Regions from separate parts of the Homo sapiens genome. Here region 1 is linked to region 2. The links are chromatin loops, found by intact Hi-C in ENCODE. Cell type or tissue: mammary epithelial cell. All regions are shown on one strand. Links, peaks and the distances in the headings refer to the core of each region. The heading gives the core; the rest is flanking DNA.

Region 1 (5,393 bases), core at 256-5,255, 160 kb after region 2:
TCCGTGCTTCCTATGACTATAAAACATGTTGCAGGAACATGGATGGAGCTGGAGGCCATTATCCTTAGCAAACTAACACAGGAACAGAAAAACACTGCATATTCTCATTTATAAGTGAGAGTTAAATGATGAGGACACATGGTCACATAGAGGGGAACAACACGCACTGGACCCTTTCAGAGGCTGGAGGGTGGGAGGAGAGAGAGAATCAGGAAAAATAACAAATGAGTATTAGGTTTAATATTTGGGTGATGAAATATTTTGTACAACAAACCCCCATGATACAAGTTTACCTGAACTTAAACTTGCACACATACCCCTGAACTTAAAAAAAAAAAGTTTCTGTATCCCAGGTTTCGTTTGTCTCCAGTAAAATGGAGAGCCCTGGTCAACTGACCTGAAAGGGTCTGACATTTTGCCTATGGTTTTGTTCTGTTGCATCCTTCATCAATTCTAGAAGGCCCTCATATTGTCTTTGTTCTTATTAGCCATGTTGTGTGTGTGTAGTTTTTAAAAAATCATTTTGATGCTGGTGAGTTTCTTGATGAACAGAACCAATGTCTGTACTTGGCTTTAAATCATCTTCAGAAAGACACAGGCACTCTGGTAATCTGCTCTTATTGAATTGAAAAACCTTTGGGAAAGGATGTTTGTGAGAAATGTCTACGTTCTGGTTTGTCCACAGGAGATGAGTTAGGAATTTTGAGTTCATTCTTCTGGAACTTATGGAACCCTGGCTTAGTGGAACCCCCACCAAAGTGTAAGGAATGAAGCATGTGGTAGCCTCATTCACAAACGTACCGATTTTCTGTAATCACTAACCGCAGGAAGCATGATTTTTGCCTAATTTCTTTTCACATTGTACCCAAACAGAGTGCCCTCATTAATTAAGAACAAGATTTTTTCATTTGCGTCTTTAGGTCCTGGCTTCTTTTGGGCTGGGGCTTATATACACTTGGAATTTGTTGGCTAGAGTTTTAAAACAGACGGTCACATGCTTTTTTTTTTTCTCTCTCTCTCTTAGAAACTTGCTTGATTGTTTGTCTTCTAGTTCTCATGGTAACCAAAGAAGGTTGTTAACACTTTTTTCTCACCAAGTAAAATCAGCAGAGCTGTCAGACAGTTGCAGCTGTTTGATAAAGGCTTGACCTTTTGCTGTATTTTTCTGTTTTCTGTTGATGAGCTCTTATTACATTGAACCTTGTTTTTAGTGACACGTAGTAAGAAAAAGAACCTAAAGGGCATTTTTTTTGCATGTAGCCTATTTAGTAATGTGGCATTGCTATCAGATAATAAAGATATTCCTACAATATAAGATCCTTGGTAATGAAAGCCAATGTTATATATGGCTCACAAAGATAAAACATGCCTGGGACCATTTAGGTTACCTTCACATGCTACAGATTTATCATCTCAGTTTCTGAAAATATTTAGTTGCATTATATTTTCAGTCAGATGAGATATGGAGTCAGTCACTTAAAAAGGATCTGGCTTAGGTACCAGTGGTCAAATGTAAAATTTTACTAGTTGTATATTTGCAGTGTGTTCACCATTATTTCTTGAAATGAAGTTTCACCTGCCACTGAATGGCTGGGCATAGATTCTAGGAAGAGCTCCTTATGGTTCCACATGAATAAGCATGTAAAGTTGTTGGATCCTGGGAGCCTACATTTAAATATGTTCATTATTAGTATCTAAATAAAAATCAAGAATTTACTGGGAATCTCTCAATTTTATTGTATTATCTTTTCCTGTAGCCATTAAGCATGGAGACTAGGCATGATTGGAGAATCACCGCTGTTGACAGATGATAAAAATAGTGCTGCAACATAGCTAATGTCATGGGAAATCTTAAAACAGAATGGTCATTTGGAATAAGAGAAAATTCCTTGTGTGCTCAATCCCATTTTTGGACTGGTAATTGTTGCCACTCTTAGATTATCTACCACAGCCAACGTCCTTTTTGTTGTTGCTGTTGTTCTGGATAATCTTGTAACTTGCTTTGTTAAAAGAAAAGAATTATATTGTAAATTTGTGAGTGAAATCAGATTTATTTTTGTTCCCAAATCAGATGTCTATAGATGAGACAGACCAAAACAGCAAGAAATAAATATATCCATTCTCCATGGTTATCTGAAAATATTGAAAGTGACGTTGGATGAACTGTTTCCAAGGTGACTTGATGAAGCATGAAACACTTTTTGGAGTGCTTTCCTTGAACTGGGGGATACTATTTAAAGTCTCTCTACTGATATGATATTCTGCATAATCTATTATCACAAATAATAAGTTCTATGATGATATATAGGGTGATTGTTACTGTGGAGTGGTACATCAAATCTAGATGGAATTTTTTTGACTGACCTGGTGTACATTGTGATTGTCTAGGTTGTGTCTATTGGAGGATATTTGCTATCATTTTATCACTTCATGTCACTTTGGGAGTTTACTTAAACCGAGCAGATGTTTTCAAGTTTTATGAAGACAGAATTGCAAAATGATTATAAGCTTGAGCTTTGGAGTCAGATAGACTTGAATTCAAACTCTGGTTCTGCCTCTTAGTGTGATTTTTGGCAAGTACTTAAGTTCTCTAAGATTCAAGTTCTTACATGTAAAATGAAGTAGAAATTATACTTCTTTTAGAAGGGTTTTATTAGGATCGAGGATCTAACCCAAGTAAAGGGCTTAGTCATTGCCTGTTTGTTGGCAAGGATTCAATAAATGTTGGCTGAAGTGACTGTAATGAAGAGAGTTAGAACTCAGCTTATCTGGTCTTTTCATCTTTCAGCATGAAAGATGGTGCTGGTGTTAACGAAAAATTTATTCGTTTGCTAAAGACATTTGCTTAAAGACAGTATGAAGATTTTATTCAACAAGGAGATTACTGACTGCAGTGGGATTTTGCAGTAGGGAGAAGATACTCAGCTCAACTCTGAATAGAGAAAGGACAAGTGGAAATTTATCACCAAGGAGGAGAGTGGGGATCAGTGGATAGAAAATTATTAAGAGGAAACAGCAAGTCTATACGGGGATTCTTGCTAGACTGACTCAACTGTATTCTTGCTGAATAAAGGCCAGGGTGATAAGATAGAAAAGGTGGGGAATGAAGAATTTGATTAGCTATCAAGAATGGGAGATTTTTGCTAAACTGACCCAGAAGGATTCTTGCTAAAACTAGGCTAAGTTGACAAGGAGCCCAAGTTCAAGGCCTGGTAGAGAGAAGAGGGCTCAGAGGGGCCTGACTCAAGTTTGGTCAAGTAGAGAGTCTTTGTCACTGGCATAAGGGACATATATACCATATAGGACATAAACACCGACTAACATTTATTGAGTACCTTATGAATATCAGGCACTGTATCAAACACTTAGCAAATGTTAATTGTTGTATTCCATGCTTTCAACAACACGAAAGAGCAGGTACTATCAGTCTTATTTTACAAACAGGGAAATTGAGGTTCAGAATGGTGAAAGAGCTACCCAGGTAGACTACCCAGGTAGACTGACAAAGCTAGAATTTAAATCCAGAGTTTTCTGATTTTATTAACCAGCATTGATGTACACTGTTCTGTCTTGCACACATATGGTTGTATGGATAGATGTAATCTCACCTTCAATGTTTAGCAAATATTTACAGTGAATGAATTAATGAATACTTGTAAGAATGGCAAGTTACAATAGCTTTCAATAGGTTCAGAGGAATATTTAAGTGCTGCAAAAATTAACTTAAAATACCAAGATCAAGGCATAGACCACTTTTCAATCTCATTACCCCGAGTACCATAATGGCAGAAACTACAAGGTTTCATGCTTCTTTCAAATTATCGAATTGCCTTGGAGCTCAGGGCTTTAGTATTTCCAGGTGCTGGTCATCTGCTTTTGACTTGTATGAATCTGAGACTCATTTATCTTTGTTATGGCCACAATTCACCTTGAAAGACAATGGGGGCATCTCCTTGAATAAGAGAAATGGAAATGTGCTTGGAGATGTGAGTCTGGCTGTGAGTGTGTGTGTGCACAAGCACTTTTAAACAGTGATAACAGGTTTGGCACATGTAAGTATATGAGTCATTGAGAAAACATCCTGGATGTTTTTCCCTCTTCCCTCTATGGTATTCTGTGGATACATATTTATCCTTTCAGCCATTTTCCTCTTCTTTTACAGATATCCTTGATCACCTCCTGGGGCACCATTTGAAAAAGTGTGGTCTGGTGCTGCATTTTATGTGCAGCAAAGAACCTTAGAATAATGATTTGAAATAGACACAATGTGCAGTTTTCAAGAGAGGGACTTTGAAGTGTTATTTCCAGAGTTACGGTCAAATCTCTTAAATCGAGTTTTATTTTAACTTATTTTAAAGCTGGACTTTGAGACTCAATGCTTTGGTGAGTGATAGTGGCATTTCCCTGGACTGAATGTGCCATATTTTAATTTAAGACTCTTTTGTGGATAACTTTAATCTTTGTTATAACATAGGAGAAACAAAATAATTTCTTAACTCAGTGGAAGTTACAGAAGAATACTTTAGGTAGAGTTCAAAAATTCTCACTGGGGAATATAGGGTTTGGATTTCTCTCGTTCTTAAGCATTCTCCCAAAATTTGGTATAGAGCCTGATTCACAGTAGATACTCAATAAATACTTGTTGATTCAATGAATAAATGATTTTGGCTGTAAGTAAAATGTCCCTGAGCCTATGACAGGGAAAGCTTTGATTTTCCTTTGTTTAGGTTAGTTTAATGGAGTCACACTAAAGTTTATAAAGATCAATACAATATGAATGGCTAATTGACAAACATTTATATTTCAGTGTTAGGAAATATGGTAAGATTAGGAAAACAATTAAGACAATGATTTATACAGAATTGACTAGTTCAGGCAATGAAAACTTCACAGATTACAGTTTAACACGATTAAACATCACATATAACATACATGTATGACAAACAATGCTTCTGCTTTTGATATTAACATACCATCAATTTTACACATGAAAAATATTGCCAGTTCAACTTTGGGTTATAACATGTATAATTTTTTGATAAGACATTTCAAATTACAACATATCTCAGGCAGCATGCAGGAAGAGTCATTTATTGTATGTTTGTTAGGACACACCTTGCAACAAGCTTCCAGTTTTTGGTAGTTAGATCAAGAATATAGAAACCATTGAAATGATAGTATGGTTGAAATCAGCAGTTGTGTTTACTGGCTGAGAGCATTTCTGGTAAAAATAAAACTCTGAAATCATTCATTAACAAAATGCACAGTGATCATAAACTCAATTCTTTAAAAATTGTTTTTCACAATTCTCATTTATTGGTGATATGGCAGCTGCAGGAAGTCTGAATTCTGAGAGTTGGTTGTACATAACCTCAGGAATTTATTCTTCTGTG
Region 2 (5,393 bases), core at 168-5,167:
CACACATCTTACATGCTTTAATTTCTGAGCATCACAACAAGATCTGTGCACATAATGGATGTTATGAGATAAACATTGGGAGTTTTAATTGCAAAACTAAATTTTATACATGGTGGGTCTTTACAGTTTGATACTTACGTTTGACTTAAAAAATAGTATTTTTTATTTATCACTTCTCATGACTCATCTGTGAATATTCTGGGTGAGAGTGAGAAATTTAAATGGTGTAGTAGGGGAATGTTATGTGGTAGTAAGTATTGCGTTGTGACTGTCAAATGTCATCAGCTTAACATCTGATCTGATTCCTGCTTTTAGCAGGACAAAAGTAGAGCTACAGAGGAAAAAAATGCCAATCAGAAGAAGTTCTCTCCCTAGCTTCTTTCCAGGAGGACCCCTAGAACTCCACCTTTGATTTCTGACTGCATTTTTCTTAAATTCCCCAGCAAATCCAGGAGTGTGTGGTGCATCTATTCTCTTTGCTGCAGTTGATGGTATCTTCCCAATGCAGGGGTGCACCTGTGGCTCCCCCTCTCCAGAGCTGCCTCATCACATTTCTCTCTGCTTGATGCCTGCTGCAACTGCCAGGGACTACAGTCAGTATAACCACCACACACAGCGTCAAGACCACGGCTGCTCTCCGCATAGAATCTGCCCAATAAGCCTGCAGGAAGAAGGAGGAAAAAAAAGCAGTGCTCAGCTGAAAATAGACAGTTATGATTATATTATTTGGACCCCCAGAGCCAGTCGTATCTGAAGCAAACCCTACCTATTAGTCTGTTACGCTCACGCTTGCTTGAATGGCCTTTTTACTACCCTCAAATCTCAACTAATGAAGGTGCCAACACATCATCTCATGCTGTGGTCATAAAAGAAAAACAACAAAAAAACCCTGACTCTTCCTAGAAGTTGAATGCTTATCTCTTGCTAGTCCCAACTAAGTTGCATGGTAGAGGTGAAAATCTGTTTTCACCTCTAAGCTCTACTTTTGTTCTGTTGGCTTAGTTATTGGACACTAAGAGGCTCAAGACTGACATTTTTCCAGCTTCAGTGCCCCAGCAGAAAGAAAGCATTTTTTTCTTAAAGCACTGGTATAAAGATTCCAAGATTGGCTTGGCTCCAATCAGAGACCAATCCCTGAAGCAATCATGGTATGTAGGTTTCTTAGTTCACTTGTGCCTCTCTAACAAAATACCACAGATTGGGTAATTTATAGCAACACAAATGTATTCTTACAGTTCTGGAGGCTGAGAAGTCCAAGATCAAGCACCAGCAGATTTGGTGTCCGGTGAGGCCTGCTTTATCAGTGGCAGCATCTTCTCATGGTGGCATTCTCATATGGCAGAGGACAAAAAGGGGCCTAAGCTAATTCCCTTAAGCCCTTCTATAAGGCACTAATTCATACATGAGGGGGAGCCCTTGTGGTCTAATCACCTGCTAAAGGCACCACTGCCTAATAACATCACAGTGGGGATTGTTTCACCATAAATTTGGAAGGGAAACATTCAAACCATAGCAATAGGATGAACGGAGCCTCTGATGGGGCAGGCCTGATCTCATGCTCATCCTTGGAGTGATGGGGTCAGCACCATCAGAACAGAAAGATTTATGAAGAAAAGGATTATGGGAAAATCTGCCCATTGTTCACTGTAGGGCTACTCCTTGCCTTAATCATGGGCATTGGGCAAGGTTTTTGGGAAATTCACAAAGACTCCTTTGCTTCTGGGGAAGAGAGGCTATACATCAGAGTTGTGATATGGGTGTATGGTGAGATCCTATTGGGTTGTGCTCATATGAAGTTGGTCAGACTTCCCACAGAGTTGGTAGCCACTGATGGTAAAAGCCCTGGGGATGGGTGAATATAAGAGAATCTGACTTGGCATGTAAGAAGTATCTGATTCATGTTCCCTCCCTATGGAAACCTTGCTTGCAGAGTGATGGTATGCTTGTCAATATTCTCTGATGTACTTCTATGAAGTAGACAGGTAAGCTATTGAGGAGGTAAGGAAGTTGAGGACACAAAGTTGAATTATACACGGTAGGTTTTTCTCTCAAGGAGTTTGAATTCAGACATATCCTCACTTGACAGGTAGGAAAATGAAATGAAAAAGAAATGGTAATTATCTCTGAGCCATTCAACTAAAACATGGCAAAGCTGGACCTATCAACAAAAATTCCTAGTTTCTATTCCAAACAAACTCTACTGCTTTTACTAATTATTGAAGTATTAAAACAGCAAATGACTGGCATACCTAGTCATGAGTCACCAGAGTTTCAAATTTAAACAATGCCATATAGTCGGTAGTGATTCGTAAATTCTTCTGTGATAACACTGTATAATTGAAGATACACCTGGGATGGGGCTTTTTGTTACACTTGCAGCATGTAAAAGGAATGACAAATTTATCGTCAAATAATGTTGATCCCTCTAATTAAAAAACAAAATGACTAATTGTGATATCTTTAGAAAATAGTTATACCAAAACATGCAAATAAATAACATAGTATGTAATCTTTTTTTAACCTTAATATGTCATGACTACCTTCGTACACCATTTAATATTCTTCTACATCTTCATTTCAATATGTAGTATTCCATTATGTGATAACATAATGTATTTAACCAGTTATTTTTGGACACTGATTTTCCCAGTTTTTCACTGTTAAAAATGATGCTTTATGAAATAGCCATAGAGCTCCATCTTTGTGAAATACATGATTATTTGTTTGTAATAACTTCAACATGAATTCCTGATGCATATGCATATCAGCATGTGAGACTGCTTATTTTTTTCCATTTTGAACCCTGTCTATTATAACTTTAAAATATTTGCTCATCTGATGGGAGAAAAATATAAACCCTCATTTTTGAGTACAGGAAAAGCTTTCTTTTACTAAGACTCCAATCCAAGTAAGGATAAAGTTAACATGTTTACCTGGCTCTTATGCATACTCATTGCAGTATATTTGAAAAATGGCCACAATTATTTTTTTCTTCCCTATATCCAACATTTTTGTAGTGTGATTTTGCAGTATCCTCCATCAAGGGGTGAAGTCTATTTCCTCAATACGTGAGGCTAGACCTGTGACTTGCTTTGACCTGTGGAATACAGCAAACAACAACAAAAAAATGTTTTACTGTGTCTGAGCTAGGCTCTGTTTGCTTTCTTGGAACCTCATGATCGTACTGTATAAATAAATCTGGACTGCCTAGGGGATGGTGGGAGATGCATGGCCCAAGTATTCTATCACCCAGCTGTTATCCATTCAACTCCCAGAAGCAGAGTTACATAGCTGATATGATTTTTCAATTAAAATATCCAAGCTCACAAATATGTGAGTGAGCCCAGCTGAGATCAGAAGAGCCACTCATGTAAACACAGCCTAAATTGGTGACTGTAGATTCATGAGAAAAATAAGTGATTATTTTAAGTAAATTTTAAGACCGTTTATTATCCAACAAAAATGAACAGAAATACAACACCTATTTAGGTGGAGAAGATACATTCATACTTACTGAAAGATTTTCTTAATTAAAAACAGGAAGAATGTTTCAATAACAAAGATCAAATCATTAGAAGCATAGTATTTATAAAGTGATGAAAATACGTCTTGAGTTCTATTGGTTATTAAATTTATGAATTGATGTTTCCTGTAAATACCTTCTAGAATTGTTATAGATGAGGAATTCTGAGAGACTGTAGTTTAGTAGAAAGGATCCCTTGGATGAGAATATGACTATGGAGGGTTTAGTTTTAATTCTGCAACCAGAAATCCATGTGAGTGGAGACAAGGTATTTTATTTCTCTGGATTTCAGTTTGCACAACTGCAATATAAAGAACTTGTAATAACAACAATAGCTAAGATTTATTGACTGTTTATTATGTGACAGGCACTGCTTTATGGACTTTCACATATCTTATTTCTTACAGTTGTGCTTTGACTTCTATCTGTAAAAGTATAATAATAGTGCATTCTTTGTTGTGAGGCTTCAGATTGCTCTAATTAGTCTCTGGGGTTTAACAACCCTAACAGTCTAAGACTAATCATTTTTCCTTTATAAGGCAATGCAATTAATCAGAATACTTACTTTGTTTTCATCTAGCAAATTGATTGCTATGTAATTATGAAGAGTTTTTTTTCTCCAAGAGATCCTTGTTGCATTGGGGATCTTTCAGGACAGAATTTCTTAAGCTCATGCCAATAAGTCTTATAATATATTTAAGGGAAGACATAAAGATAAATAGTAGATCAGTAGTATATGGATAAATGGAAGGTCAAGGCAATTTCCAGGCTGGGTTTTGAGAACAGTCAAAATGTTCAGGGAAAATCTAATAAATTAAAGTCATACAGATGGTAAAAGTACTGACTATTCTGAGTGACTTTCATATCAACAGATGCTAAAGTAGGGGCAATTTTATACCAGAAGCAGCCTGTCAATTGCTATGCTTCTTGCAGAACACAAACCTAGCCATAAAGAAAAAATTTGATTCATGGACTCGGTTATAAAGTTAAAAATTTCTTTATCAACAGATGCCATTAATCGACTAATAAGGCCAACCATAGAAAAAATTTGCACTACCTGCAGGTACTAGTATTCACAACACATAGAAAGCTCCCACAAGTCAAAAGAAAAAAACATGTGAATAGAAAAATGGGCAACTAAGACTTGATCAGGCACTGATAAAAATGAATATCTAAATAACTAATACATTTTTTAAAAGGTACTTGAACTCATTAGTTATCATGGAAATTATATTAAATCACAATAACCAGAATGGCTAAAATGAAAAAAGACAATACCAGATGTCTGCAAAGATACAGGGTAACTGGAACTGTCATACACTGTTGGTGGAAGTGTAACTTAGTACACCGCCTTTGGAAAGCTGCTACACTTGCTAAAGGTTAAGGTGTGCATACCCTCTCACCCAGTTAGTCTACTCTTAGTTATATACCCAACAGGAAATGAGTACCTTATGTTCACCAAAAGACATAAGGGTATTTTTAGTAATACTATTTGTAATAGAACACAACTGGAAATAAATAGAACAAAACTGGAAAGAAACACAAGTAGGTAAAGAGCAGCATAGTCATACAATGAAATACTATATGCTAATAAGAGAATAGACTACAGCTACACACAACATGGATGAATCTTGCAAACATGTTAAGTAAAAGCCTCCATGCACAGGAGAGTACATGCTTCATTATTCCATATATAAAGTACAAAAGCAAGCAAACGTAATGATGGTGTTAAAAGTCACTGGAATGGTTATTTTGGGGAGGAGAGTAATGGCTGTGAGGGGCAAGTATTTATCTTAGAAATTTTAATAACTAGGAGATGGCATGAATAGAGTGCTAAGATCTCATGTTCTCTCTTCCTTTCTAAATGGGA

The links. A loop is a pair of places that touch in the nucleus more often than their neighbours do. Peaks named below come from ENCODE experiments on the same cell type or tissue, not always from the same donor. Only the 100,000 strongest peaks of a DNase experiment are listed, where the experiment ranks them.
Region 1: it touches region 2 in a loop (3-fold over the local background); 3 of 110 quality-filtered maps call a loop at or near these places.

The regions. Positions count from the first base shown.
Region 1 is chr2:40,092,492-40,097,884 of GRCh38, forward strand. SLC8A1 (solute carrier family 8 member A1) reads right to left here. Exons shown (of 11, transcript NM_021097.5): 11 at 4,779-5,393. The region is part of intron 2 of SLC8A1-AS1 (SLC8A1 antisense RNA 1); the gene reads left to right. Among named protein-coding and RNA genes, the nearest start is that of SLC8A1-AS1, 180 kb to the left of the region's middle. RefSeq lists an enhancer at 3,918-4,212. In mammary epithelial cell, for the core only: no CTCF peak of the experiment used is centred there; a DNase peak (open chromatin) is centred at 2,700; H3K27ac peaks cover 839 bases.
Region 2 is chr2:39,930,135-39,935,527 of GRCh38, forward strand. The region is part of intron 2 of SLC8A1-AS1 (SLC8A1 antisense RNA 1); the gene reads left to right. Among named protein-coding and RNA genes, the nearest start is that of SLC8A1-AS1, 15 kb to the left of the region's middle. In mammary epithelial cell, for the core only: no CTCF peak of the experiment used is centred there; no DNase peak of the experiment used is centred there.